Linked DNA regions of Mus musculus: regions 2, 3, 4, 5, 6 and 7 are each linked to region 1. Evidence: chromatin loops called from intact Hi-C (ENCODE). Cell type or tissue: heart. All regions are shown on one strand.

What was found. Hi-C counts contacts between places; a loop is a spot of excess contacts. Peaks named below come from ENCODE experiments on the same cell type or tissue, not always from the same donor. Only the 100,000 strongest peaks of a DNase experiment are listed, where the experiment ranks them.
Region 2: it touches region 1 in a loop (2.6-fold over the local background); 5 of 42 quality-filtered maps call a loop at or near these places.
Region 3: it touches region 1 in a loop (2.8-fold over the local background); 7 of 42 quality-filtered maps call a loop at or near these places.
Region 4: it touches region 1 in a loop (5-fold over the local background); 8 of 42 quality-filtered maps call a loop at or near these places.
Region 5: a loop joins it to region 1, with 4 times the contacts of the local background. A loop is called at or near these places in 4 of 42 quality-filtered maps.
Region 6: it touches region 1 in a loop (7-fold over the local background); 13 of 42 quality-filtered maps call a loop at or near these places.
Region 7: it touches region 1 in a loop (2.1-fold over the local background); 4 of 42 quality-filtered maps call a loop at or near these places.

The regions. Positions count from the first base shown.
Region 1 is chr15:61,981,377-61,985,376 of GRCm38, forward strand. Myc (myelocytomatosis oncogene) reads left to right here and starts at 3,965. Exons shown (of 3, transcript NM_001177352.1): 1 at 3,965-4,000. In heart, CTCF peaks have their summits at 2,053 (motif pointing right) and 3,095; DNase peaks (open chromatin) are centred at 2,055, 3,065 and 3,845; H3K4me3 peaks cover 2,102 bases; H3K27ac peaks cover 1,580 bases.
Region 2 is chr15:62,293,728-62,297,727 of GRCm38, forward strand. No RefSeq gene overlaps it. Among named protein-coding and RNA genes, the nearest start is that of Pvt1, 260 kb to the left of the region's middle. In heart, no CTCF peak of the experiment used is centred here; a DNase peak (open chromatin) is centred at 1,704.
Region 3 is chr15:63,719,689-63,723,688 of GRCm38, forward strand. 4930449C09Rik (RIKEN cDNA 4930449C09 gene) reads left to right here. Exons shown (of 4, transcript NR_166778.1): 2 at 2,088-2,253. Among named protein-coding and RNA genes, the nearest start is that of 4930449C09Rik, 3.3 kb to the left of the region's middle. In heart, a CTCF peak has its summit at 2,216 (motif pointing left); no DNase peak of the experiment used is centred here.
Region 4 is chr15:63,769,420-63,773,419 of GRCm38, forward strand. No RefSeq gene overlaps it. Among named protein-coding and RNA genes, the nearest start is that of Gm41336, 31 kb to the left of the region's middle. In heart, a CTCF peak has its summit at 2,384 (motif pointing left); no DNase peak of the experiment used is centred here.
Region 5 is chr15:61,107,232-61,111,231 of GRCm38, forward strand. No RefSeq gene overlaps it. Among named protein-coding and RNA genes, the nearest start is that of Gm38563, 48 kb to the right of the region's middle. In heart, no CTCF peak of the experiment used is centred here; a DNase peak (open chromatin) is centred at 2,420; H3K27ac peaks cover 542 bases.
Region 6 is chr15:62,326,205-62,330,204 of GRCm38, forward strand. No RefSeq gene overlaps it. Among named protein-coding and RNA genes, the nearest start is that of Pvt1, 290 kb to the left of the region's middle. In heart, a CTCF peak has its summit at 2,284; DNase peaks (open chromatin) are centred at 2,397 and 2,947; H3K4me3 peaks cover 685 bases; H3K27ac peaks cover 2,152 bases.
Region 7 is chr15:62,390,126-62,394,125 of GRCm38, forward strand. No RefSeq gene overlaps it. Among named protein-coding and RNA genes, the nearest start is that of Gm41333, 280 kb to the right of the region's middle. In heart, no CTCF peak of the experiment used is centred here; a DNase peak (open chromatin) is centred at 2,446.

The DNA of each region.
Region 1 (4,000 bases):
AAACTCTAATTCCAGCACTACAAACCCTGAAGCAGTTTTTATTTTAGTTAGAAGCCATCCTAGGCTACCTTCTCAACAAGAACATTCCAATCACTACACTTTATTGACAAGATTATAAACTTGTGGCTTTCCTGTCCTTTTTAAAGTATTTTTTAAAATTTATTTTACAATGAAGTGGTACCCTTTCATTTCCTAATATGTAAAATGGGGATGTCCCCTACCTTCCTGTTACTTAAAAGCAACACCCCGGGTGATGTCATCAGGCTGGGGTACAGTACGGGCAAGTCCCCAAACCACAGGCTATTCCGCTACCTGGGTTCCCACACCTACACTGGACCGGCATGATTTGGACGTAAGATCTTAAAATAATCCATAATTACACCTTTTCAAAAAGGACCTTTTGAGGGTCAGCTCTACCCACTGTCATATCTGTTGGTGCTGTCCTGTGTTTAGGGAGAGGCAGAGAGAAAGCGGGTGTGCGCAACCTCTAAGAGAGTAATAGTAAAGAGACAAGCCTAGGAAATCTTCCCCAAGAGGCCTTTTGGGGAAGGCTATCCCCCCTTCCGTGGATGTTGAATACCTTGCCTGTTGCTCAGATGCAGTCAAGCATCTGATGATGCTTGAGGCATGATGCTGAGACCACTGTGTAGGTTGGTACAAATTCCCTTTCTATTATACCCACCCTTATGCAGTTATTTGGGTTTAAATTTTCAACGTTTTAAAAAAAAAAAAAAAAAGTATTGCCGGGCAATAGTGACGCAGGCCTTTAATCCCAGCACTCGAAAGACAGAGGCAGGCAGATCTCTGAGTTTGAGACCAACCTGGATGGTCTAAGGCCTTGAACTCAAGAGATCTATCCACCAGCTTGTATCCCATTTAATTGAGTGATTTGTTTGCTCTCTCTCTCTCCCGCTCCCCCTCTCTCCCCCCTCTCCCTCCCCTTTTTCAGTTCTTTATTTATATTTGAATATTATCTCTCTCTCAGATGTGTACTTGGTGACGGTCTTTTCTACAAAGGATTATCTGTTTCATGACACGCCATTTATTAATCTGCTTGTCCCTGGAGCTTCTGTACAGTAGCGTGACCTGATCCTCTAGCTTCTCCATCCCAGATGATTGGGATTCAAGGCATTCATCACCACGCCTACCTAAAATTCCAACCTTTTAATAAAATGGCTCTCTAAAATATTTTGGCAAAGGAATCTCACTCTTTCTCTTCACTAATATAGTTCAACCACCCAATTCGTAAGCAGTCGGGCTGAGGGTGAGCATCCTTAAGAACATAAAAGCAAAATTTGGAGGCTCAAGATTCAGTTTAGTTGCTAGAGGGCTCACATAGCATGCCCTCCCCACCCGGGATTCCATTCTCATTTATCGAGGCATAAGGCCAGGTGTGGTGGGATATGTGCTGGGATGCATAAGATCTTTTATAAAGAAGAGGAAGAGGAAAAACAGTTATACAAAACTAATAAAACTGTGTGAGTTTCAGGCTAGCAAAGAATAGTCGTGAGAATCTCTCTCAAAAAAAAAACCCCAAAATAATAATAATGATAATAATGATAATAATAATAATAATAATAAAACAAGGCAATAATAAGCTAATGCTCCTGCCTTGCATTCTGACTCCTTTTGCCCAGTAAAATTCAATGCTCTGCTTTGACACGTCCAGCTTACAACACGACAAAGGTGTGAGACATGGGTGCTAAAACTTGTTCTATTGCCTTTCCGTTTCTGTTAGATCTCCTTCACTTGTATACCTGTGACTCATTCATTTTCCCCATCCACAACTAGGGCTCTGTTTTGGGTGACTGTCAGAAAGTAGGGATGGGTTCATCTACTCCCCCTCTTTGCAACTGAATAGCCACCTCTGAACCATTTTTTTCTCTAGTAATTTCTCTTCCTTTGCCTCCTTTGCAGCCTAAAAGAGTCATTTAAAGGATGACCGGAAGCTTGTCTTAGGCAAGGAAGCATCTTCCCAGAACCTGGAAACCCTGCAGCCCTGCCCCCATCCGACCTCCGCCCTCGTTGGCTTCGCAACGCTGTGGTCTCTGTGGCCAGTAGAGGGCACACTTACTTTACTTTCACAAATCCGAGAGCCACAACCCGGGTGGTGGGGGGTGAGGGGGCGGGGAAAGAGTCTCTGCAGCAAAACGCAGACTAGGGATTGGTGGCTCTTGGTGTTTGAGGCAAAATCCTAGAGGCTGTAGTCATTTTGCAATCCTTAAAGCTGAATTGTGCAATGAGCTCGATGAAGGAAGATACTATCATTCAACAGCTGAATCCTAAATTGCAAACTCAGTGGCTAATAACAACTTTGAACAATGAGCACCTTATACACGCTACTGTATTTTCTTTTCTTTCTTTTTTTTTTTTTTTTTTTTTTTTAAACCGGGTAGCAGTGAGAGAGGTTTCTTTAAGTGCCTTGGGGCGAGGAGTCCGGAATAAGAAGACTTCTTTGGGTTTTAAAGTGTAGGATAAGCAAATCCCGAGGGAATATGCATTATATAATAAATCTAGAACCAATGCACAGAGCAAAAGACTCATGTTTCTGGTTGGTTAATAAGCTAGATTATCGTGTATATATAAAGTGTGTATGTATACGTTTGGGGATTGTACAGAATGCACAGCGTAGTATTCAGGAAAAAGGAAACTGGGAAATTAATGTATAAATTAAAATCAGCTTTTAATTAGCTTAACACACACATACGAAGGCAAAAATGTAACGTTACTTTGATCTGATCAGGGCCGACTTTTTTTTTTAAGTGCATAATTACGATTCCAGTAATAAAAGGGGAAAGCTTGGGTTTGTCCTGGGAGGAAGGGGTTAACGGTTTTCTTTATTCTAGGGTCTCTGCAGGCTCCCCAGATCTGGGTTGGCAATTCACTCCTCCCCCTTTCTGGGAAGTCCGGGTTTTCCCCAACCCCCCAATTCATGGCATATTCTCGCGTCTAGCGCCTTGATTTTCCCCACCCCAGCTCCTAAACCAGAGTCTGCTGCAAACTGGCTCCACAGGGGCAAAGAGGATTTGCCTCTTGTGAAAACCGACTGTGGCCCTGGAACTGTGTGGAGGTGTATGGGGTGTAGACCGGCAGAGACTCCTCCCGGAGGAGCCGGGTAGAGCGCACCCGCCGCCACTTTACTGGACTGCGCAGGGAGACCTACAGGGGAAAGAGCCGCCTCCACACCACCCGCCGGGTGGAAGTCCGAACCGGAGGTGCTGGAGTGTGTGTGTGGGGGGGGGGGGGAATCTGCCTTTTGGCAGCAAATTGGGGGGGGGGGTCGTTCTGGAAAGAATGTGCCCAGTCAACATAACTGTACGACCAAAGGCAAAATACACAATGCCTTCCCCGCGAGATGGAGTGGCTGTTTATCCCTAAGTGGCTCTCCAAGTATACGTGGCAGTGAGTTGCTGAGCAATTTTAATAAAATTCCAGACATCGTTTTTCCTGCATAGACCTCATCTGCGGTTGATCACCCTCTATCACTCCACACACTGAGCGGGGGCTCCTAGATAACTCATTCGTTCGTCCTTCCCCCTTTCTAAATTCTGTTTTCCCCAGCCTTAGAGAGACGCCTGGCCGCCCGGGACGTGCGTGACGCGGTCCAGGGTACATGGCGTATTGTGTGGAGCGAGGCAGCTGTTCCACCTGCGGTGACTGATATACGCAGGGCAAGAACACAGTTCAGCCGAGCGCTGCGCCCGAACAACCGTACAGAAAGGGAAAGGACTAGCGCGCGAGCAAGAGAAAATGGTCGGGCGCGCAGTTAATTCATGCTGCGCTATTACTGTTTACACCCCGGAGCCGGAGTACTGGGCTGCGGGGCTGAGGCTCCTCCTCCTCTTTCCCCGGCTCCCCACTAGCCCCCCTCCCGAGTTCCCAAAGCAGAGGGCGGGGAAGCGAGAGGAGGAAAAAAAAATAGAGAGAGGTGGGGAAGGGAGAAAGAGAGATTCTCTGGCTAATCCCCGCCCACCCGCCCTTTATATTCCGGGGGTCTGCG
Region 2 (4,000 bases), 310 kb after region 1:
GGAACACCAGAGGAATCATTTGTCCAGGGTGGCCAGTGATGGGAGTTGGGCCTAGATTCAACATCTGTTAGATCTTGGAAGCTTGCTGAATTATTATGCATTAATGGCCCAAATCTGGTCTACCAGATGTGTCTTGGGACACATAAGGAGTCTGGGGAGGTGTGGTGAGACTATCTGAAGCTTAGGGTCCAGTCTTTTTTCATGGAAAGAGCCTTGCTCTTTCCTTTCATGCATGCTGTGTGCAGGGACTTTTCCTGAGTCGTGTTAAGATTTGGCCACTGCACTAAGATATAGGGATCATCACCCTCACTCTGCAGAACAGAAAAATGAGTCCTAGCAAGGCTGGTCACCTGCAAACCTAAGCCTAAGTCATGAGGTAGATTTGAGTCTGTGTCACCCTAGGTCTTCAGTGTGGATTCTTCTATAAGACATCCTTTAGGGTTCTTAGGGCTGTGTACGTCAATCCCATTTTGTCTGCCATTTTTTTGGGGAAAACCAACAGAAGATGAAGTTAGAGCCAGAAAGGTGATGCTGTAGTGATAATGAAAACATCAGTCACATTAAGCATTTTTTTTTTAGGGGTGGAGGTGGGGTCAGGACCACCACTGACAACATTTTGTGCAGGACTAGCTTCATGCAGAGGATATACCCATACTGATTTTCATACTATTACTCCTCCTCCTCCTCCTCCTCCTCCTCCTCCTCCTCCTCCTCCTCCTCCTCCTCCTCCTCCTCCTCCTCCTCCTCCTCCTCCTCTTCTTCTTCTTCTTCTTCTTCTTCTTCTTCTTCTTCTTCTTCTTCTTCTTCTTCTTCTGGTTCAGGTTGCTACTGCATCCCTTCAACTGAGAGACCTCTTCAGAACTTTTCATAATCTTTTGATGGGAAACTGGGACATCCAGACATCAGGAGTATTTTCAACGCCCTCCGGTTGTGTTGGTAACACCTGCTCATGCATCATACTTCTTCACTGCTTCAGATCCTTACATTTTCTCCTCTTTTTTTTCCTGTCCCAGGACCTTTGTTCTCCATCTCTCCATCTTTGCTAACAACCCTTACCCCCAACTACTGGCCCCACATGGCAGCTTCCTGCTGACTCTTCAGTCCTTCACCTCAGAGTTTTCTACCCAAAGAAACCTTGATAGGACTCCTGTTTGCTTTCCTCTTCTATAGAGTCCTCAAAGAACCTAATCTATTTTTAGTTCTATCTTAGTTTGCCTACTCAGTGCCTAGTTTCTCTCTCGAGCTGTGTACTTTACAAGGAGAATAGTGGTTCCACAATCAGTCACAGTTTGGCCCTGTGTCAGGTTCTCAGAAAGTGAATATCAACATTAGATGGGAGGATTCAGCACTAAGCAAAGTATGGGAAAAAGAAAGCCCAGGAGTGAAGAAACGATTATTATCCTTTGGGGGACTTTGGGAACGAGGATATATATAAGGCAGGGTTTGGGAGACAAAGACAGCAATGTCTGCAGGCACAACTCTGAAGACCTGTGTACTTTCTAGCTTAGCCATTCCTGCAGTCACAGGTTCCCGTGCTGCTGCTGGGGCTGGAATGAAATCTCTGGGGATCTTAACCTTGCTTGCTGGGTGCAGTTGCCATGGAGGCTGCAGCCCAGCTGGAGCTTTTCGGAGCTGGCAGGTGGATCAGCCTGCAGCATTTTTTTTTTTCTTGCCTGGACCCTGGCAGCTCTCAGAGTTTCAAAGCTGGAACACGCTGACCAGAACACCATGACCTTTGGCACAATTTCCTCCTGTCTTCTCTTCTGCTCCCAAAGCAAGGGGGAGGAGCCCAGCTTCTTTGCTCTGGCTCTCGCTCCCTGCAGGACAGGTTTGTTTTAGGTGCAGGGAGGAGAGGAAAGGAAGAAAGAAGGGCACCCAGGTGGCTGTGCTGTGAGCAGCAGGGGTGCCAGATGGCTTTCTACCCTACTTGGAACTTGAGTCTTTGGTAAAGTGTGTCAGCCCATTCGATTTTTCTCACTTCAAACTCTGACTCTGTAGCCTGCTATAGGCGTAGCTGCCTGGACCCTGGCGAACTCAGATTAGGGTAACCTTCTGCCTTGCATCCTTGCCATCCAGCCTTTACAGTGCCACCTCCTTATGGATGAGCTGGATTTAAGTGGCAGTTATTAAGGACTTGCTGAGCCTTCGCTATTTCATCTTCAAATGGGGATAATAGAAAGTTTCTAGCACCATTTAGAAAATTAGAGTTAGTATGCACAACAGGCCTGGCATAGGCCGCAGGAATCAATAAATGACAGTTGACATCATTATTATACACCTCGTCTCATTTATCTTCATAGATTGATATCACTGCTTTAAAAATAATTTTTAAATTACACTTATTTGTGTGTGCATGCATGGTGTGTGTGTGTGTGTGTGTGTGTGTGTGTGTGTGTACCTGTACAATATGCCATGGCATAGTTGTGAAGATTAGAGTACAACTTGTAGAAGTTGGTTCTTTCCTTCCACCCTGTGGGTCCTGAGGATCAAACTCAATTTGTCAAGTCTGAGGGTTAGTGGCTTTATCTCCTTGGATGTATTTTGTGGGTGTAATATTATTAATTCTTAGCTGGGGAATATAGGTCTAGGAGACCCTATGGCCTCTATTTTCAAAGCTCAGAATAAAAAAATAAACATTCCTCCATTTCCAAGCTCTTTCTCTATGTGAACTTATAAACACCTTTCACTTTGTTTAATATTAAATTCCTCCTACCTGGTGTTTATTGCTCATCCTCTATGTAACTGACACAGGGCCAAGCTATGATGATCTAGCTATGAAAACATCACTGAACTCACCCTCATAGAGTGCATAGAGGTAGTGAAATTGTAATCATGAAGGAACTAAGGTAGAACTAAAAACCAGAATGGGTACTAGGAGGGAACAGAACAGTGGTAGGAATCATGCCTGTTCCACTCCATCTTGGACTCTTTTTATTTTTTCTGTCTCCCACTTTTGCCTTGGCTTACTTCCCTAAGAAATGGAAGTCCAATATAGTTTATGCAATTGGCTTCTAGAGTAAGTTTTGGGTTCTCCCAATGTCTATGAAATAACATAGAGTAGAAAGCACTGCCCGCATCTGTAGAGGATCTTACAAGGTGTTCTTATGTTAGTCATCTGTTTTTGAATTCATAGTCTCCCTCTGTAGCTGAGGATGTCTGCAGTTTCATAGGAGGGGTTTATTCCCTGTGAGTTTAGGCCTTATTAGGATATGTCTTATTTGAGTGGTGGGCAAATTTCTGGGCAATGTGCTTATGAGGCTGGCTTTACTCTCCACTCTACAATTTATGAGCTCATTCTGCGCGTCTCTCTTTGTCTATAAAATGAGGATAATTACAACAGTATGATAACAATTTGTAAAATCTGCTCATCACAGTGCCTAGCATATGGGAGAATTTGATCAATAATATATGGTAGTATTGGGCTCGAAATACCCATTTTCTGATGTTGGCTTTCCTTCTTTTTGGTACGGAACCTGAATAAATTTGTCTTACAGATATCACTAGAGAATACCAACAAAACCCCTTATCTCTTGGGTACTGGGTAGGGGTGCAATGTCTTAGGATAGATAAACAGAAGCAACAGGGCCCAAGGGGTGGTTTCAGGACCAAGGACAGTATCCAGCTTGCTCCCTTGCCCTACTATGCTTCTCTGAGTAGGACAGCCTCTATCTCCACACCTTCAACAAGCTCCTTAGCTCTCTGCACCTGTCCACAACCCTTCCTCCCATGTGCTTTTCTTCCTCTCATATGTTAAAGACTTCGATCGCAGCAAGAAGTATGGAAGATACGGAGTCCCCCTATGCCATTATCACTCAGCTCTAGCAGGCACTGACATTCTACAATTATTTCTGCACTTGACTTTTCTTAAATGAAACAGAGCCATGGGTCCCTGTCTATCACCTTTCTTCCCAGAAGTGACCTCAGGTCTTGCTTCTTTCATCACCTCCAGTCCCCCCTCATCCACTCAAGTCCTCCACACTTAAAAGAAGCAGACAGTGCT
Region 3 (4,000 bases), 1.7 Mb after region 1:
GGGCCTAGATGGAGTCCTAGAGCTAAAGCACAAATCCCACATCCTAACAAACACCTCATCCTGACCCAGAAGCAACCTCCAATTGGTAGGCAGTTACAAATGAAAAATAAGTTTTCTCCAAAGGGAAGCAAGCTACTCCTAAGAGTAGGTCGCATGCCCAGCAGTAAATAAACAATGAATTCAGTGGTGTCTTTGAAGGTCCTAGTCTCATAATGCCATGTCAGGGAATTGTTTTTATTTTATCTTATTTTTTCTAATCTTATTTAATTTATAGTTTTCATCACTTTTTAACCCTATAGGTCATAGAAAAATAGATGATGGATAGGTATTTCAGATATATATAAATTGTGTGTGTGTGTGTGTGTGTGTGTGTGTGTGTGTGTGTGTGTGTGTACATTAAACCAGTTTAGTGTTTTATGGGATTTCTGAGTGTGCCAACAAGTGGGTCTTTGCATGTATGTCCCTTGTACCTTTACTTGGGCTATTTTATTTGTTCATTTAGTCCTTCTCTGATTATCTTAATTATCTTTGTTTTATTAGTCCTTTGAAACCTGTTCATTTTGTAATGAGAGACAGAAAGGGGGTGGATCCAAATAGAAGGGGAAGTAAAGAGGAACTGGGAGGAGTAGAGGGGGGAGAAACCATATTCAGGATATATTACATGAGAAAAAAATCTATTTTTAACAGAAGGGAAAGTTTATGATATATTATTTATATATATATTTATTTGAGATAACTCATTTAGTCTTACAAACCTATAAAATACATTGTTACCAGAATTATTTAAATAAATTTACTAAGAACATTTAAAAGGGGGAAAAGCTAGCCTGCTCTTGGTCATGTGGTAAGAAAGGACTCTCTATTCCTAACCTTTTCTTTAAAAAAAAAAAAAAAGGTTAACTTTTTAACCTGCCTAACTGCTAATGAGTATAGTCTTATTTTTGGAGGGATGAAAACCATTCTCAAATTAATTGTGATGTTTGAACATCTCTGTCAAGTACACTAAAAACCACTCAATTGTGTGTTATAAATGAGTGAGTTACAGAAGTTACAAAGTATATTACAATAAATTTTTATTTTTGTTATTTCATAATTTGTTTTCCAGTCCAGGTCTCACTGTGCAGTTCTGGAAGGCCTGAAACTCTTTGTAAATTAGAATGATCTTGAACTCACAGAGAGTCACCTGCCTCTGCCTGCCTCTGCCTCCGGAGTGCTAGAATTTCAATAAATTTTTCAAAAAGAGAAAGAACACAGGAGTCTGCCCTGGAATGTGGGTTTGACTCCTGGCTGTGCAACCTGGCGTACATTAACGTACATTTTCCATGACCCCTCCCCTTCTCTGTGAGTCCAGTGCTTCCTCTGCAAATTGGGTTAAAGCAACATCTCCTACAAACGGGCAGTTGGGAAGAATTATTTTTAAAGTAATTTAGCAGCTCCCAGGATATACAAAGCCATGTGTAAGGATACTGCTCTGTTTCAGCTCTGCATTCCAACGGTTTGGTGTTATGGTTAAGTGCCTGATTCAGAGGAAGTAGAGATGATTTCTCGTGTTTGTAACTCGGCCAGGCACAAGCAAGGACATGAATGCAGGACATATCTGCTGGCAGGCTTTAGTCAGTCAGAAGACATGAAGGTTTCCAGTGACTTGGTTTGAGTTCTAGTCACCACCTTGCAACATGGTTACCCTAAACACAAGTCCTTCACATCTACCCCAAGTTTTGACTGTCTTAATCCAACTCATAAAACTGACAGTTTCAGATCTATCAAACTCAAATGGTTTGTTTCAAACATGAAATAATTAATGCCACGGATGTCTTTTTTAAACTGCATCTCTCCCTCTCAGACATGGGTTTTGCCCTAAAGATGGTCCAGGTGTCTCTTTTGCTCTTGAATCCCTCTCCTCCATCCCCTTCCACTCCTTGCTCGTTCATCTGTACATCAAACACCTAAAACGGGTGAGAACTGAGCCCGAACCTCGAGAAAAAGAGTAGCTGAGCTCCGGAGGCCAGTAGATCTCCTTCTATGTGCACAGCCTGGGGTATGAAGTCCTAGCTAGTGCTTGTCCTTTCACTTTGGTTCCTTGCTAGGACACAGAAGATACATGGAGGCAGTAGTGGCCTGTTCATCAAGCCTTCCAGACCTCCAGGTGGGAAGATGGAGGTAGGTGAGCCCAGCCTGCCAACCACCAACTCTGAAAGCCTCTACTGCCATCTACTGACCAGTGGGGGAATTCATGGGCAAAATGCCAAGAAGGTGAGTTCCTCAGTTAAAAGTTTTAATAATCAGTTCCTGCAGCCCCCCACCCCATTTCCTCCCAATGAGAAAATTCCCAAGCCCTCATAAGTAAGGGGCTTCTATGACACCATACCATCAGTCGTAGCAGCCTATCTCCCCTGCACCCAGATTGGCTCTGCCCACCTACAGTTCTTCCATTTGAAAATAGAGCCACACTAGCCTGTAAGAAAGATCCAAGACTGGGTCTGCATTAATATTTGCTTTTCAGCCCAGAGCTCAGTGCCACAGGGCCAGCAACGCCCTTCAAGGACAAGGTTCTGAACTAATCATTTGAAAGTATTTGCTGGGTTTTGGTTTGTTTTTTAGAATATGAAGATACCAGGTTTGTTCACACACACACACACACACACACACACACACACACACACACACACACACACACACTCCTATAATCCCAACACTTAGGAAGTTGAGCCACCAGGAAGGAAAATCTTGAGTTTGAGGTTAGATTGGGCTACAGCAAGACTCTGTGGTGTGTGTGTGTGTGTGTGTGTGTGTGTGTGTGTGTGTGTGTGTGTGTGTGTAAGTGTGTGTCAGAAAGACAGAGGTTGGTGAAGTGGGAGGGAGAGAAAAAAGAAAGGCATAAGGGAAGTGAGAGAGGGAGGGAGAGAGAATGGGCCATGTTTATTATACTTTACAACATACTTTAAAGTTTTTGCCTTTACATGCTAAGTAAATTATTGATTGCATTTTAAGTGACCCTGTTCCTCCTAAAATTGATACCTTTTTAAAAGAATGCTGACTTTCAAAAGGGGACAAACAGTATTACTTGCCCAAAACAAAAATCTACTATAAGAATAAATACCCTGAAATACAAAATAAATTAAAATATTACAATAAAATTAAAATAAAGCCATGTATAATACCTCTTTTTCCTGTTTGAAGGAACCATTGTTTACTAACGGGAAAGAAATGTCTTCCTCCCAGCTAAGAGTAAGACAGATGTGACAAAAATACAGCTTTAGGCAGCTTCCATGTGCAGCCCAGTCAGTCTCTGCTGCTCATGCAGGCCATTTCGCTCCGCATCCATTTTCTGTTTCTAGACTCACTACTAAGCTTGGGGAAAAGAGGGGAAAAACCTCTCACCAGGATCTTCTGTGTTCTAAGTCCTAAACCCAGGAACTGTGGGTTCTCTGCCAAATTGTGAGAGCATACTGCGCAGGGATGTGTCCAGCAGGCACATTTACAAATGACTAAGAGCCGCCGGCATTCTTGTGCATCGTTCCAGCTTCACCGGTTGGCTGGTATGCCTGTTGGAATGGTAGTGTGGCAATGTCATCTCTTTGAGAATCCCCACCCCCACCCCTCCTACAATCCAGTCCCCGCTCCCCTTTTCTGCTTCCCGCAGGTGAGTGTCACCAGGCTGCCTGCTCAGAACAGTCTTTGGCAAAATCCTAGAGCAGATATGAGGGTCCCTGCACCAAATTCACCTGGCAACATCCTCTTGTATCTCACTGGCAGCTAACTGCATGCTTGAGTGGGGCTATCTTAATTAAACAAAGAAGGTTAATGAGCAATTGCTCCTGAATGCTCAGCTTGTGTGTCTGGATTGAAAATATGCAGGGGTCTACTTAAAGAATCAAATGGAAGCAAGCTAGTTAGCCAATCACTATCCAAAGCAGACCATCACCTTCAAACCCTTAAAAGAAAGTTTCTTTTAAAACCAATTACCACATCTTATAGTCAATGTGAAAATGTTTATTTT
Region 4 (4,000 bases), 1.8 Mb after region 1:
TAGTTTTTTTTTTTTTACAATGTTGAGCCTCTTAACAGATATTAGGTGCTCAGTAAATATTAATTGAATGACTTAACATGTGGGCACATAGCTTTTAGAGACATATGAAAACGTGGGCATAGACCTAGATGGTGATTTTTAAAGTATGTTGACAAATTCCTTGGTACCTCCATCTTTTTAAGAGATGAAACTTATGTGAGAGATGCCTCCATAACCTGCTCCTAACCCATCAACAAATGTGGCTTAATCATAACGGATCGATATTCCCCCCACCCCGGAGAATCATCTCTGGAACACCATTTCTGCCTCAGTGAAAAAAATCTTCAGTTGACTTTAGTCTCTGTCAGCATCTGATGACATTTACCTAGAAAACCCCAAGCTAAAACCACCCAGCAGATCCACTCTCAAATTCCTGGCCCACATTAAGAAAAAGAAAGAAGATGAATCAAATGCTTGTAATCTTAAGCCACTGTGTTCTTCGTGCCTTGTCACATAGCAATTAAGACAGTAAAGACATCCTTCTTCTTTTTTGGAGACAAGTTAGTTTATGAGTGAACCCCTTAAGAACAAAGGTTCTGTCTTCTTGTTCACCTGACCTGGTGTGTTCAATTAACACTGGGAACAACTAGCTTAAATCTTTACGGATATCTGTATATACTTGTTTCTCACACAAAGAAAGTACAACTCATTAGGCCGTCATCAACGGGAATATTAGACAGGCTGGAGAATTCCTACTAGAATTCCCACTACCCTCCTCCTTACTGAAGCAGGTAGAAATTAGACAGGTTCCCGGGTAGACAGAAAGACAGGGAGAGGCTAAGGAAGAAGCCGGCCATCCTGCTGTGTCTCTTAGTCTCTGTCCTAGTCTCTCAGAGCTACAGCTAAAGGAACTCAAGGCCTTAACCTCTGAAAACTCAGGACAGCTGGCAGAGACCCTGCTTCTCAGCAGACTAGGAATCACAAGATGGTAAGGCATGACAATCCTACTTGGGATCACTTAGAAATTGTCACTGTGGCAACATTGTCAGCCCAACTCAGCTTCACAAACAAACGCTGACCAGGCAGCCTCAGGACCTTTCCGACAGACACTCATCCCGGCCTCGTGTCTCCACTGTCTGCTTCAGGACTGGTTGCATACACATCCTCACATACTGAACAGTGAACCAAGTAGCAAGCCAAGGCAAAGCCCAGAGTTCTTCTAGCAGATAGTGTATGCCTTCTGTATGCTGTGATACATACATACATACAGGTAAAGTGGGATCTAGCTAGGAATGTCACTTATCACCCCTCCTGAGGGAAAGACATTTCTTTAAAGTGTGTTCAACTGCCCAAGGATACCTTTTAAAAAAATTAACCTTAACAAAACACACACTCAACTAAATTCAATGCCCCAGAAATGAAGCAAGTCTGTCTTCTACCCATTGCTTCTGCATCTCCCTGTTAGCATTGACATTAGGTTCATAACAAGCCTCAGGTTCGTCCGTGCTTAGTGATCCTCAGCAGCACTAGGTGCTGTGCTGGGTTCTCCTGGGTGCTATGCTGGGTTATCTATGCCTTTTTACTTATCTTACTTAATTTAATCTAGTAGATCAATGGGCTAGGATGTAGTTCAGTGGTAAAGCATTGATCTAGCATGCATAGAGCTTGAGTTGAGAGAGAGACAGACAGACAGAGAGACAGAGACAGAGGGAGAGGGGACGAGGGAGAGGAAAAGGGAGAAGAAGAGGGAGACTGATTTTGAAACTCAGAAAATTTGACTCATTTAAAACCTGTCTCAAACCCATTCCCAAACCCAGGTCCTTCCAGCTCACTCATGGGAGGCAGCTTTTCAGTATTTGAACACTCTTCGTGTTCTCACCAAGATACTGAGTCTTGGCATTTTTACCATTCATGCTTTCTTAGGTATCAAGCAAGGTTCTAAGATGTGTAGAAGGATTTAATGGCTGGCTAACCTCATTGAGAAGTATTTCCTGGCTTACTGCAAGGCAGTGAAGACTTGTAGTTGCAATCTTTGCTCAGCATGAGACAATCTGATTTATCGCATGACCCGGAATAGTTCCAGCATAAGCAGCCAACATCGCACCAAGTCATATTTTCTAAAATATTGAAAATAGTTTCAGGTTCCCCATAACTCAGGTTTTCCCTTCAGAAATGTTTGAAGGAGCGAACACAAGTAATGCAGTGTTTAAGAGGGAGAGCCTACATGAAGATGGAAAAAGAGACCAGTGTGAACAACTCTGTCTTGCCCAGTTTCTCCATTCCCATTCCACCTTAACCCAACAGGGAGGGAAGAGAAAGAGGTGTAAGGGGAGAGTGGGGGAGGGGAGGGTGCCCACAAACAGCTTGCTGCTGGACAATGCTGCCATCTGCTGGCGACAATTGGAATTTCACCACACAATCCTGCCAGTCTTTCCATTGATCAACCCGCAATGATATAATCTTAAATACCCATAAATTGCCTTTAAATCGCCTCCAAGCCAGTCTAGTGTTGTCATACTTGCGGTCACAACTGGTGCTCCACATCTGGTCTTGGAACTGTCTTCAATAATCCAGTTAAAAAGAGGCAAATTAATAGTAGAAATCAGAAAAAGAACATTTGTTCCATGTAGCTTCACTGAGAAAAGGAACAAAGAAACCAAGCAGAGCCCCCAAGTCTGCCTTTGAGACCCTAAAGTGAGGGTTTATTTAGCTTACTGGTTACAGTCCGTCGTCAGGAAAGCCAAGGTAGGAATTCAAGGCAAGAGTCTGAAGGCAAAAACCTAAGCAGAGACCGAGGAGGAATGATGCTCACTGGCTTCCAGCCCCTGGCTTGCTCACCTACCTTTCTTATACAACCAAGGACTACCTGCTCAGAAGTAGCCCTGCCCACAGTGGGATAAGCCCTCCTACCTCAATTAGCAATCAAGAAAATGTTCAACATATGCCTACAGGCCAGTCTGATGGAGGCAGGTTGTCAATCGAAGTTGCCTCTTTCCGGGTATGTCAAGTTGGCAAGCAAGACTAACCAGCACACTCCTTTCTAAGCGCTTTGCTTTTAAAAGACACTATACAGGGTCTAGGCAATGAGAAAAGTTCCAACATCTGCTTACTGTCTGCTCCCTTCCGGTGCTTCTGTACTATCTTAGTCAGGGTTTCTATTCCTGCACAAAACATCATGACCAAGAAGCAAGTTGGGGAGGAAAGGGTTTATTCAGCTTACACTTCCACATTGCTGTTCATCACCAATGGAGTCAGGACTGGAACTCAAGCAGGCAGGAAGCAGAAGCTGATGCAGAGGCCATGGAGGGATATTACTTACTGTCTTGCTTCCCCTGGATTTCTCAGCTTGCTTTCTTATAGAACCCAAGACTACCAGTCCAGGGATGGTCCCACCCACAATGGACCCTCACATCCTTGATCACTAACTGAGAAAACGCCTTACAGCTGGATCTCATGGAGGCCTTTCCTCAAGAGAAGCTACTTTCTCTGTGACAACTCCAGCTTGTGTCAAGTTGACACACAAAGCCAGCCAGTACATATACCCAGTATCCCTCTCCTTGGATAAAACATGAACAGGTCTCCCTGGGCCACAAGGAATCCAAAACTGGCCACCAGCAAGCCCCTTTCCCAACACCTCTAACTTTACCCATGTGCTTCCCAGGGCTGCTTTCTAAATGGCTGTAGGTGGAACACTCCCCATGTCTAGTCTGCTGGAAGCCTGTGGTGGTTTGAACTGGAATGCCCCCCCCCCATAGGCTCATAGATTTGAATGCTTGGTTAACAGGGAGTAGCACTACTTGAGAGGGATTAGGAGATATGGCCTTGAAGTAGGTGTGGCCTTGTTGGAGGAAGTATGTCACTGGGGGGTGGGCTTTAAGGTTTCAAAAACTCAAGCCAGAGCCAGTGTCTTTTCTCTTTTTTTTTTTTTTTCTGCCTTCAGATTTGGATGTACAACTCTCAGCTGCCGTGTTTGCCTGTGTACCACCATGCTTGCTGCCATAGCGATAAGTTTCTGAGACTG
Region 5 (4,000 bases), 870 kb before region 1:
GGAGGAAAGAGAAAGGGGAAATGATGTAATTATTATTATAATCTCAAAACTAAAATAAATTAATAAAACCCAGCAGAACATCAAACATCTTAAGCAAAAACTGAGAGAGCCAAAGTTATAAAAAGATAAAGCCACACTTGTAGTTTGGGACTTCAACATCTTATCCAAGACAAGTGACAGGACTACTGGACAGAAAGCCAACAGGTATGTAGAGAGAAGTCACCTTACCATGTGAAAGAGCATCAGAAACCAGCCTTCACTGAGCTCGTCCTGAAGGGTGAAAACCCAAATGCTCGCTGAGATCATGTTTAGCCAATCATGTTGAGATTTTATGGGTATCACTTTTTTACATTACTTAAGGAGATACCATCTCATAGCAAATCCCGTGATCCTCTGGCTCGCACAATTATTTCCACCCCATCTTCCTCAATGTTTCTTGGATCTTTGGTGTGAGGGTTATTTTTCAGATGTTTCCACCTGGCCCAGGTGTCATACTATGTTTTGATTGCATGCCCCTTCTCAAATGGTCTTGATCTATTGCAAAGGGAAGATTCCTTGATAAGGGATGAAGTCTGCAGTTATTGAGCTAGACCAGAAGTTTTCAGCCTGTGGGTTGTGGTGCCATTAGGGTTGAGTGATCCTTTCACAGGGGTCACCTAAAATCATTGCAAAACATCAGGGAAGGAAGGTTCTGAGAGGAAAGTGTGAAAGTGTGTTAGGAAAAATTCAGCGAACAAGCACAGCTCCTATAGGTTTAAGGAACACCAAAAGACTTCACAGATTGAAATGCAAAACAAATAAATGAAATATGGTGGAGGTTTTGTCCTTAGCCTGATTTTCCAGATTGCTGCTCTCTGTCTTGGCCTTTGTTTGCCTGCTTGCTCAAAACCATCCCTCTCCATCTGCTTTTCAATCTTTTTGTTTTCAGTGTGTTCAAGGGTCCATCATAGCACAGACTTCTGCATATTGTAGTTCTCTGTTTATGGGGCTCTGTTCTGTGAGTGGGGAATGAAAGTATCTTGAACTGATAAACTGGGAGCAAAGACTTCTTCCTATTTGTAGAAGGGGAGATCACCATTCCACTAGTGAACTAAGTCCTGTCAATAAGCAAATGCTGCTGTGTCAGGGCAAGCTAAGCTTTCTTGTTGGTTGGCTCTGTGCTTGTATGTGTGGCAGTATGTATATTTGGTGTGTGTGTGTGTGTGTGTGTGTGTGTGTGTGTGTGTGTGTGTATGTGTGTGTGTATGTTCTTGTGTGTAAGGGGTGTGTGTTCACACAGGTAGGTATGGAGGCCACAAGACAATCTTTGGTGTCCTTTCTCAAGAGCCACCAACTTTGGTTGAGGCTTAATAAAAAAAGAATACTGCAACAATATATTTGTGTACATATATGTATGAGTATACACACACACACACACACACACACACACACACATATATATATATATATACATGCAAATGACAACATTCAGGAGTCAGTTCTTTTTCCACCATGTTGTTTCTTGGGATTGATCTCAGATATTCACACTTAGTTGTCACACACTGTGGCAACTGTCCTATCTCCATAGCCCAGGATAGCTCTTTCAGTGGCTGGTGCAGGAACCACAGACCACAGATTCTTGGCTAAATGTGCATGTATCTAATCATAGTAACAAATCTGTGATCATCTGGGAACTCCACATCCAGTTCCCTCTTTTGTTCGGCCTCAGGAAACAAGCCCAGAGTGGGGCCTGCATTCCACCATGTAAGTAGGCAGGGTGAGAGCTGCTGGCCTTGTAGATACGCCATTACCCCCACTCCCAACACTAAACCCCTAATTGACATGCTCAACAGCTGTGCAACACTGCTGCCCACATCCATGAAGACTTTAATGACTGTTTTCAGGGTTCCCTGGCCTGTTAATTGTCCTTCTCTTGTTACTCAGCCCTCAATAAGATAGCTGACATTGTTTATGAGTCCTGGTATTCTGGTTCACAAAGAGCCCTAGTCCCAGACTCATAGACTGATTTGCTGGAAGTTGGATAGTGTCTGGCATCTCATGCTACAAAGGAAATCATATTCTCCCAGGAGTACCTCTCTGGCCACCCGCTGCTCACCCTTTCATTCATCCACATGGGTCTGGGCCCCTCCTTGTCTTTCTGAGCTGTTCATAATACTAGCAGCTGCCTCCAGCCAGATAATTTCTCCTTGTTCTGATGCTCTTTTTTCTTCACATTTTCCCCTTTCCTTTAAAAAACAAAACAAAAATACTAAAATTTTTACCTCCCTTCAACATTTTTTTCAGTGTTCCACCAAGAGATTAAATCGCCCTGGGGTGACAGGAGCCACCAGCTGTCGCTGTGTCTGGTTTCCTGTGATTGTCAGTGACTTCATTGAAAACGTATGTGTGATCTTTCAACATGTTTCAAAGTCAGGAAAAGTGAAAGCCTGCCCCTGCAAAAAGCTTTCCTGATGTGTCATGGCATGCACACATAGCCACGATGAAACAGGAGCTCAACACAGGCATTACTGCATGACTCCCTGGCCCCTCTGCTTCCCTCTTTCCTCTTTAGTAGCCAGATTCCAAAGTTTTACTGCACAAAGCAAACAAAACTTCCCACTGTGCCCACAGCAGCTTCTGAGGAAGGCAGAAAGTGGAAGAAGCCTTTCCATACACTCTGGGCCTTACCAAGCTCCATCTGTGCCATCAGGCATTTCTTCCAACTACTATTCTCAGAGTAAGCTTAGCTTGTTCTAAATTCTTGCAAGCAGATACTTGGATATGGTCTGACATAGAGCTGCTTTCCCCAAGCAGCTTACAGTCTAGCAGGGGAGTGAAGCCCACACAAGCAACAAGAATGGCAGAGTGATGGTTATGGTCAGGACTTAAGTCAGGGCCTCTTATTTAGTTTGGTACAAAGAACAGCTTAGTGTGTATCTTTGGAAAGCAACTGATTGTATGATGGCATTTGATTCATGGAGCCTTCTTAAGCCTCCCCATGTCCAGTCCATTTGCTGGGTATTGTAATTAAATGGTCACTCTATTCACTCTATGTTCACCTATTCACTCTGCCCTGCCAGACTGGAAATATCTGTAAATATTTGAGTAAAGTACTTGCTCATCTGTCCCTGACAGAGGATGAACGAAGAGGTATGGACTTAAGGGAAATGGTTCTTAGAACCAGAAGAGCTTTATGGAGTATGGAGGAAAGCTCTGCATAGCTGCTATTGAATGATGAGCATTAAAAATGTAGAAGTCAATCACTGGGGTCTTATGTGTACCTCCAAGAATCAGCTCCTATCATCATGGCTCCTCTGTTGTAGAGCTAGAAGACATAGCCAGATGTTAACAATGATGAAACTGTCCTCTGATGGATGGAATGATCTTCCCTGCCTGTGCTAGAGGCCAATGGTAGAGCTAGTAATTGCGAGTCAGGCTACAAGCGTTCTATTCACTAGGGATCATGGAGTTACAAAACAACAACAAAAAAAGAAAAGGAAGGAAGGAAGGAAGGAAGGAAGGAAGGAAGGAAGGAAGGAAGGAAGGAAGGAAGAATATTCCAGGGGTGAGATCAGGCACTGCAGCAAAGATGTAAGAGCAGAAGTGTAAGAGCTGGGCTTTGAATCTGGAATTTCTTAAATCAATGTAATACCATTGGGCTGAGGTTAAGGGCTGCAGAATAGCTTTTGATGAATTTTCCCTGCTAAGGCTTCATTTTTGGTCATTACTGATATTCTGGAAGGAAGATTGTTTTCAGGAGAGAAAAAAAAAAGCCAAGAAATAAAATTCCATGTAAAACAAAAAAAAAAATCACGAACCATTTTGAAAACTAAAACTCTATAGTCAAAAAAAGGAGAATTACACAGTTTGTATAGAATGTGAGAGAGAAGTGCCCATAGAATAGAAACTTTGTATTGCCTACTGGACCTTAGTGCAGGGCATGGTTCACAGACATCCTCAATGAATATTTATTGACTGACTGGGTGGGGAAATGAATGAAGAATATGAAATAAATTGGATT
Region 6 (4,000 bases), 340 kb after region 1:
GATCTGGTAGATCTGGGGTCTCATCTTTGCTTTTTCACTTGTGGCTTAATACATTCTTTGAGTTTCATTTTCTTCTCCTCCCCCTCCCTCTTCCTCATTCCCCACTTCCTCCCTTCTCCTTCTTTCCATCTTTCTTTGTATGAGGCATGGGTGTGTCTATTGCACACTTGCTGTAATGCACATGTAGAAGTCGGAGGACAACCTTGTAACATCTTACTTAATTTCCCTTTGGGCTAAGTATGGCAGCCTCACTGGCCCATGAGAGTCTTGACTTTCTTGGATTTCCATTGCCTATCTTGTCATAGTAGCACTGAGATTACATATACACGTTCAAACACTCAGCTTTTTACTTGGGTTCTGGGGATTTGAACTCAGCTCTTTGAATTCACGTGGCAAGCAGTTTACAAGCCTGAACTTTCCCTGCAGCCTGAACTTTGTTTTCTGAGCTTCAAGATACTACAGTTGGGTGAACAGATTTTAGTACATCCATGTAAGCACACATAGGGCAGATATGGGCTCAACTGAGAGACTCTGTCTCAAAAGATAAGGTGGAGAGTGATCAAGAAGGACTCTCAACATTAACCTAGGGCCTAATCATGCAGATGGCACCGTTTCTTGGCTTTAGTTCCAGGCCTGTTTAGCAGCGGAGAAGTTGAGTTGACCAATCATACATGTATTCATTCCCTTCCTGCCCTTGACTAGCTGCTTAGAAGTTCCTGCTGCCTTGACTGGTTCACTGGCCTAGAAGTGAAAGCTGGAATACTACCATCCTCCTCTGAGTTTCTTTGGTGATCCCATCACCAGGAGCAAAGCAGAATAGTGGGGATAACAGTTTCCTAGGAAATGCTGGAGAGGCATTTCACACGGGAGGAACCCAACATGGAAAATCTAAGAAGAAGGACAAGATCGTCCCAGGAGGAAGCCTTGACTTACCCAAGGTCATATATGATGGGTATGAGTGAACTCCAGAAGTGACACTTCTTCTGTTGACGCCACATTTTGATTCTTCCTTAAATATAGTGACTATGTCACATAGTCTACAACCAACACTGTGCTGGGATCTGCCAATGTCAGTGGGATTATGAGCCTGTCTTCTGACCTCATGCTTCTCTACTTCCTCCAGAGTTTGAGACTATAAAGGTCACCTTTACATTCTATGTCTTTCGTCTTCCTGAGCTTGACCCTCTGCTTCGGAAGACGCATGCTTAAGCTTGCCTAGAAACCCTCATTGCACAGCCCTTTAGTTGCCCCTTCTGTATGACTCTCTTTGTAGACAAAACCACAAACCCCGATGGGCAATTAGAGATTTTCAGTGGCAGCAATTTGGGATGATTTTGGCTAATTGCTGTCCTGTGTGAAAGAGTGGACATCGTCTTTGACAGCTGGCCTGAGCAGTCAGCAGTGTGTGAGGAGAGTTTCTCTTCTGACTTTGAAAGTGGTGGTGGGGGCAGGGTGGGCAGTGACCTGCTGTAGTCAGTCAGAAATGTTGTGTCTGCCTTTAGCCCTGCACTGGCAAACCCCTGAGCTCTGGCAGACACTGCACAGATTAAATAGGCTTTAGAGTATGCAGAGTTATATTCTCACTCACAGTTTAGCAAGTTTAACAAGGGTTGCTACTTTGTCTCAGCTGAACTGGGAGGATCCCTAGACAAGAAAAGGATGGGGAGTTTGATGACCTCATTATTTACTCTCCTAACGTTTGTTGGGAGTAAATTGTGTGGCCCCTTACTTCCCTCTCTCCCTCCTTCCTTGTTTTCTCCCTTCTTCCCTTCCTTCTCTTTTCTCTTTTCTTTTCTTTTCGTTTCTTTTCTTTTCTTTTCTTTTCTTTTCTTTTCTTTTCTTTTCTTTTCTTTTCTTTTCTTTTCTTTTCTTCTCTCTCTCTCTCTCTCTCTCTCTCTCTCTCTCTCTCTCTCTCTCTCTCTCTTCCTCCCTTCCTTCCTTCCTTCCTTCCTTGCTTCCTTGCTTCCTTGCTTCCTTGCTTCCTTCCTTTCAGTTATACTTTTCTGCTTCAGACAACCAAGCACACCACCAGAGAAAGAGGAAATCAGTTTCCATTCTTACTTTCTTCTAAGGGTAAAAGAATGCACTGGTTTCCTCCCATGGGATCCCTTTCCATCTCTGCCAGGGTCATCAGTGGGGTGGTGTTAAGTGCTGTGCGAAGGCTGGGAAGGTTCTTGTTGCCACACTCTCTGCCTGTGGTTTGTGTCACCTCTGGGCACTGTCCTTGTTCTCCTGAAAGCCGTGGTGTTTACAGTGAATGCAGCATGCTGGGATCACACTGTGAAGCTGTAGGGGGTGTCTGAGTTCACATGTCCTGCATTCCAGGCAAATGTTTTTAATATTGAGCAATGCTATGGTTTGCCAGGGTGAGGTCTGTGCTATTGGAATGCCACCGAAAAGGAAAGTCCCGGACAGATAGTGACTCAAATCATCTCCTCCACTCACAATCCTCGGGGCTTTAATTCCTACTCAATTCCCTCATGATAAATACAGCTCCGTGTGCTTACTGACCGCACCGCTCTTATTGGTTCTGATAAGTACAACTTTCCAAGAGATAGGGACGCAAATTGTCATATTTTGTTGAGTCATGTGTGCTCAGCAACTCTTTCCCAAACATTGCATCAGTAATTGGCAGCTCCCTGGTCTCTGCTGTATGACACTCTATGCCCAGGAAAAGCTCTATCCATTTCATGAAAGAAAGAAAGAAAGAAAGAAAGAAAGAAAGAAAGAAAGAAAGAAAGAAAGAAAGAGAGGAAGGAAGGAAGAAAGGTCTCTCTCTGCCTGGCTGTGATAGCCTGCTCTTAAGGAAGCTGAACCCCCAAGGGAGCAAAGACAAACTGCATTTTCAGATAAGTTAGAAAACTATGGCTATTTTACTTTCCACCTCCACTGGTCTCCTAGCAACAAGACAGCTGATGACTTCTACCAGGAAAAGGAAGCCTGGAACTTGGGGGAGCCCGTCTGAATTCTTGCTCGCAGTCTGATTTATTTGAAGCTTGGCTGCATTCTTGGGTGTGGAGACCCAGAAGTCCAGTCATCGGGGCATTCCCTGACCTTCACTTGACCTCCATCAATGCACAGATAGAGGGAAAACAGATGAGAGGTGCTTTCACAAGATTTCTTTCACAAGAATCTGCTTGGTGGGGAACAGATATTTCCTTTGATTTGAGGAAGGGCAGTCGAAAGCCTGCCTGTGACATGGAATGAAATCTCAGAAAAAGCAAGGAGCTAAGTGGGTATCAGAAACCAGGGGTCCTACTGGTGTCAATCTCTCCCTGAGGAGTTCAGGCAGGGAGTTCTTGTGCCCTTGTTCTTACATAGTGTTGATATTCTCAACTATAAAGTAAGGGGATTGAAACAGATGTCCTTTCAGGGTTGTAGGCCTCTATGTGTTCTTAAATAGTTTCCCAAATATACCATTATATCATCAGCCTTTCTGATTGTCTGTCTGTCTGTCTGTCTGTCTCTCTCTCTGTCTCTCTCTCTGTCTCTCTCTCTCTCTCTCTCTCTCTCTCTCACACACACACACACACACACACACACACACAGAGAGTCACTACATGTTGAGCAAGAATCCAAACTCAGGTGTGGCTCCTACCCTATTCATACAGCAGCAGCTATGTGGCTGACATCCGTGTCTTGTTAGATGGTTTTACTATCAACCGCTATTAGCCTGTGGAAGTAGAACTGGGAGATTCTTTTAACAGAGACTTAAGTTGTACTCTGCCTTTTAACATCTGGTAGACTTAGAAATAGGAATAAGAGCCTTTGAGTAGTTGCTACAATGTGGATTAGGAACCAGTGAAATGATGTGCATACTCAGTGCCTGTTCCATAGTAAGAGCTCAGTAAACAAGGAAGGGAGCTGGAAAGACAGACAGACAGACAGACACACACACAGATTTGTTCTAGGTCCCTGGAGTGTAGGGACTTGTCCTAATTGTCCCCTCACCTTGATATATTGTGTGGCACACAGATCAGAACTAACTTCTTTAGCCCAA
Region 7 (4,000 bases), 410 kb after region 1:
GCACTGCAAATCATTTTTCTTGAAGTTAACAAATACCGACAAAGTGACCTCGTTCTGTCTGAGGAGGAATACAACAAATAAACCAACAGCAACAAAGCGCTAGTAAAAACTGTACTGCAGGGTAAAAAATACGTTGAACAAAGCTTTTCAGTGCTGCAAATGTTTTACTCTGGAATCTAGTTATTTAAGACAATTTTGCTGAACAGTCACAGAGTGCTTGCAGAATGGTCCAGTCTGACATCAATTCATAGTGTCTGAAGGTGAGATGTGGAAAGGAAAAGGGGTTAAATAGGGGAGAGAGATGAAGCAAGTGAGAAGATTGTATGCTTAGATATGATAAACAATTAAACCTTTGTGGGGACAAGGAAGGGTAGGAAGCAGTAGTGTTCTGTGAAGGTGTGCCATTCATGTGGGGAACATAGTTGATGAACTTTCTTTGAACTTTGGGAGGGGGAACAAGGATTAACAATGACAGATGTTTCAGAAACATAGGGAGAGAGTACAAGCAGCCATGAAACACAGTTAGCATTGCTGAGTTAGAGGGCAGGATACTTATGGAGGACAGAGACTTGACTGCAATTTAGTTAACCTCAAGAATCAATCTTACATCTGTGTGGCATGGTACAAACTTCAGCCTACAGAGATTAAAAACAAAATTGTATCAACACCCAGGCATATATCCTACTATGATGACAAACATTAACCTAACCGGGGTCTTGTTCTTCCTGGCATACTGAATGACAGAAAACACATAATACTGTTTGACGAATAGTCTATTTTTATTCTAGTTAGTATCCATATATACAGAATGGGTTAGCAAAAGAGACAACACATATATTTATAAACTAGCCTCCAAAAACACTTATCTATGCTGTCCAAAGAGTAGACATAAGAATAGTCCAAATGAGAGGGGCCAGTAAAAAGTTACACTAAGCACTGAGGAGGAACACAATCTTAAAGTCACTGTTTCAATTAGAGAACGGAATTAAATCTCCAACGTCATGGAGAAAACAGTGTTTATAATGTTTCAAATCTTAATGTGAAAATGATCTGGAACGTCACAGAACTAGTAACAAATGCAAGGTAAGACGGGGCATGATAGGGAAAAAGAATGTGATAAACTCATTGTCCAATGGAAGAAGCAAGGGTCATGTCTTTGTAATGTGTTCGTAGCTTTATTTTTGAGGTGTATCTCTAGGTTCTGTTCACTAAGATGAGCATTTTTCTAATACATAATGAAAGTTGAAGAATATAAAAACTAACAAGGAAGAAAGCCCTGGAAGGTAAGTTATATCTGAAAAATAAAAACAACAACATCATCATTATCAACAACAACAGCCCCCCCCCCAGCAGCAGCAGCAGTAACAGCAGCAGCAGCAGCAGCAACAGCAACAACAACAACAACAACAACAACAACAACAACAACAACAACAACAACAACAACAACAAAAACTTTGAAAGCCATGTGAATTTTAGTCTATAAGAACCAACTAAATGTTTAAATCTATACTTCTGAGACAATAATGCAGATGGAGTTTGGGAGGTAACTGTGGAATCTCAAAGATGTCTACTCTTCTTGGGAAAGGTGAGCCACCACTATTGCCTATTTGGTCATGGTATAAAAGGTAGGAAAAACAGCCACAGAGCAACTCAATGTTCCTCATGATTCTGTAAGGTGACTGAGAAACACCCACTAGAATTCAGTTACCTTATAATAGAGATACAATAAGGGACTTTCCTTTCTTCAATTATTCCTCACCTCTGGGCTTGAGCTTTGGTATGCAGCAGCAGATGTTCGAGTCTACCCTTCCTAGTTCATGCTTCCTCATGAGGAAGATGTGGGTAAAAGACTTAGCTCAAAGACTCTTGCAGAATTCAAAGGCAGGGCTGTCCAGAGCTCTTAGCAAGAGATGTGGGAGGTACTTGTCACTGCTAGGTCCTTGTTTTCAAAGAACAATGAGCTAAATCTATCTAAACTCGGAGGCCTGTGTGCTAGGTAAGCTGTCAATGGAATGGTTCTCTGGAGAGTTTGTTCCTGATGTATTTCTGGAAAGAAAGAAACTGGGACCGAAAAGGGAGGTGGTGCTTATATCCAGAGAGGACCTAGGGATCTCATCTCTATTCAGTGCTCTGCTGTCATTGTAATTAACAGGCTTTCCTACCTTGAACAATCTTTTCTTAACACAATTCCCAACTACCTGTACAGTATATTGGGAGAGAAGCCCCTTCTATACTTACAGTTTCAATGACGATGGTTATTGATTTTTCCTTTAATAACTAACTTCTACATCTCTTTCCCCAGGAAGGAAACAAACCAAGCTATTTATGGCTCCCTCTTCATTTAGTTGCATAAGAGCAGTTCTTCTCGGGAAGGGTGCACTTCCGTACTTTGGGATCCTGCAGTCTAGAAAGGGAAACTCCTCTGATGAATCACTGACCAAGTCAAGGCTTGGCTGACCTCAAGTTTTCAAAACTGTGCCTTCTGCACCACATTCTTTGGGAAGTCTTCTCAGATTTCTCAGTATGTTGGAGTACCAACCAACAACACCCCTTCCTTCCTTCTGCCTATGTTCTTGCCTGTATGTGAGAACTCTGCCTCTGGGCCAGATTTCCTCAACTTTCACTAGAAAGTCGTGAAGAAACAATGGCCTCTATTCTTAGTAGCTGTAGTGGAGCACATGCAGGAGGTATGGGATGTTGCCATTTGCTTCTTTTTGCCCATGTTGAGGTTTATCTGTGTCCACACTGCTTCCTGAGTTCCTGCCATTTCAGAGTCCCTTGTCATTATGAGCCTATACAACAGTTGTGCTTTTAGTTTCCTGTATTAAGGTCCTTTCTTCTTGAAATATGCAGAGAGCCCAGTTTCTTCACATTCAGACTGTGAACCACCCAGCTGAATGAAGAGCATTGTTCTGAGGCAGTCCTTTTAGTACCTCCTTGCTGTTATCACCACAATCAGTAGCTTCAATGTTGAACCCCGGAGTGTGAAGCATAGCAGGAACTAGGAGTGTTTTATTCAGCTGCTGAGACACACACAAACACACACACTCATTCACAAACAGACAGAGAGACAGAAAGACAGAGAGATAGAGACACACAGAAAGAGACAGACAGAGACAGAGAGAAGCACCCCAGTATCACTTACATGGCAATTAGGATATTTCAAGCCCAAGTCTAGCTTGGTCTACAACTTTTATGCTTATCTGGGCTACATAGTAACCTCCTGTCTAAAGAGAACTCAAAGACTGAGCTCAGAGTAGAGTGTGTGCCTAGCATTTGAGAGGCCCCGTGTTCTATCTCTGACACCACAGAAAAAGAAATGAGAAAAAGGAAAGAGGCCTTTAGGGCCATCAGGAGTTGGTGGCTTCCCCAGACACATACTAGGAGCTCAGCAAAGGCCTCCTAGGGGGACCACAGCAAGGGGGGAACGAGGCTAATGAAACCAAGAGCAGTAAGTCAAGGATGCTGGTGAGTCATTTCGGTTCCACAGGGTTAACCATCTAACAACTATTAATCATTGGGAAACCAATTAAATTTCCCAATTCTTGCCACTTGATAACCATGTTCTGGTTTTGTGAAACTTGCCAACAATCACCAGTTAAAAAGGAGGGTGAGAAGAACTTAGCTGGATTCCCCGCTGTTGCAAGTGTGTAGCATATGGGTCACCTTCCTTCAAGTGATCATGCAATTGATGCTTTGTCACCTTGGAGATCCATGGAGGAAGGTGCATGAGTCCATTTTCTATTGAGTTGTATACATATACATATGCTTATATGTATATATGCAAATATATGTGTGCATTTGTGTGTATGTATGTAAGTATGTATGTACAAACATATGTATGTATAAATCAATGTGCATCTTAAACCAAGTGCTGGCAAAGTTTATCCTCAGAGGCAGAGAGTAGGTATATACTTTAGCTGTGGTCATATGTTCTGTGCCCTAGGTATTGTACTCTGCCTTTGTACAAAAGCCTTTTGCAAATCAATGAGTATAACTG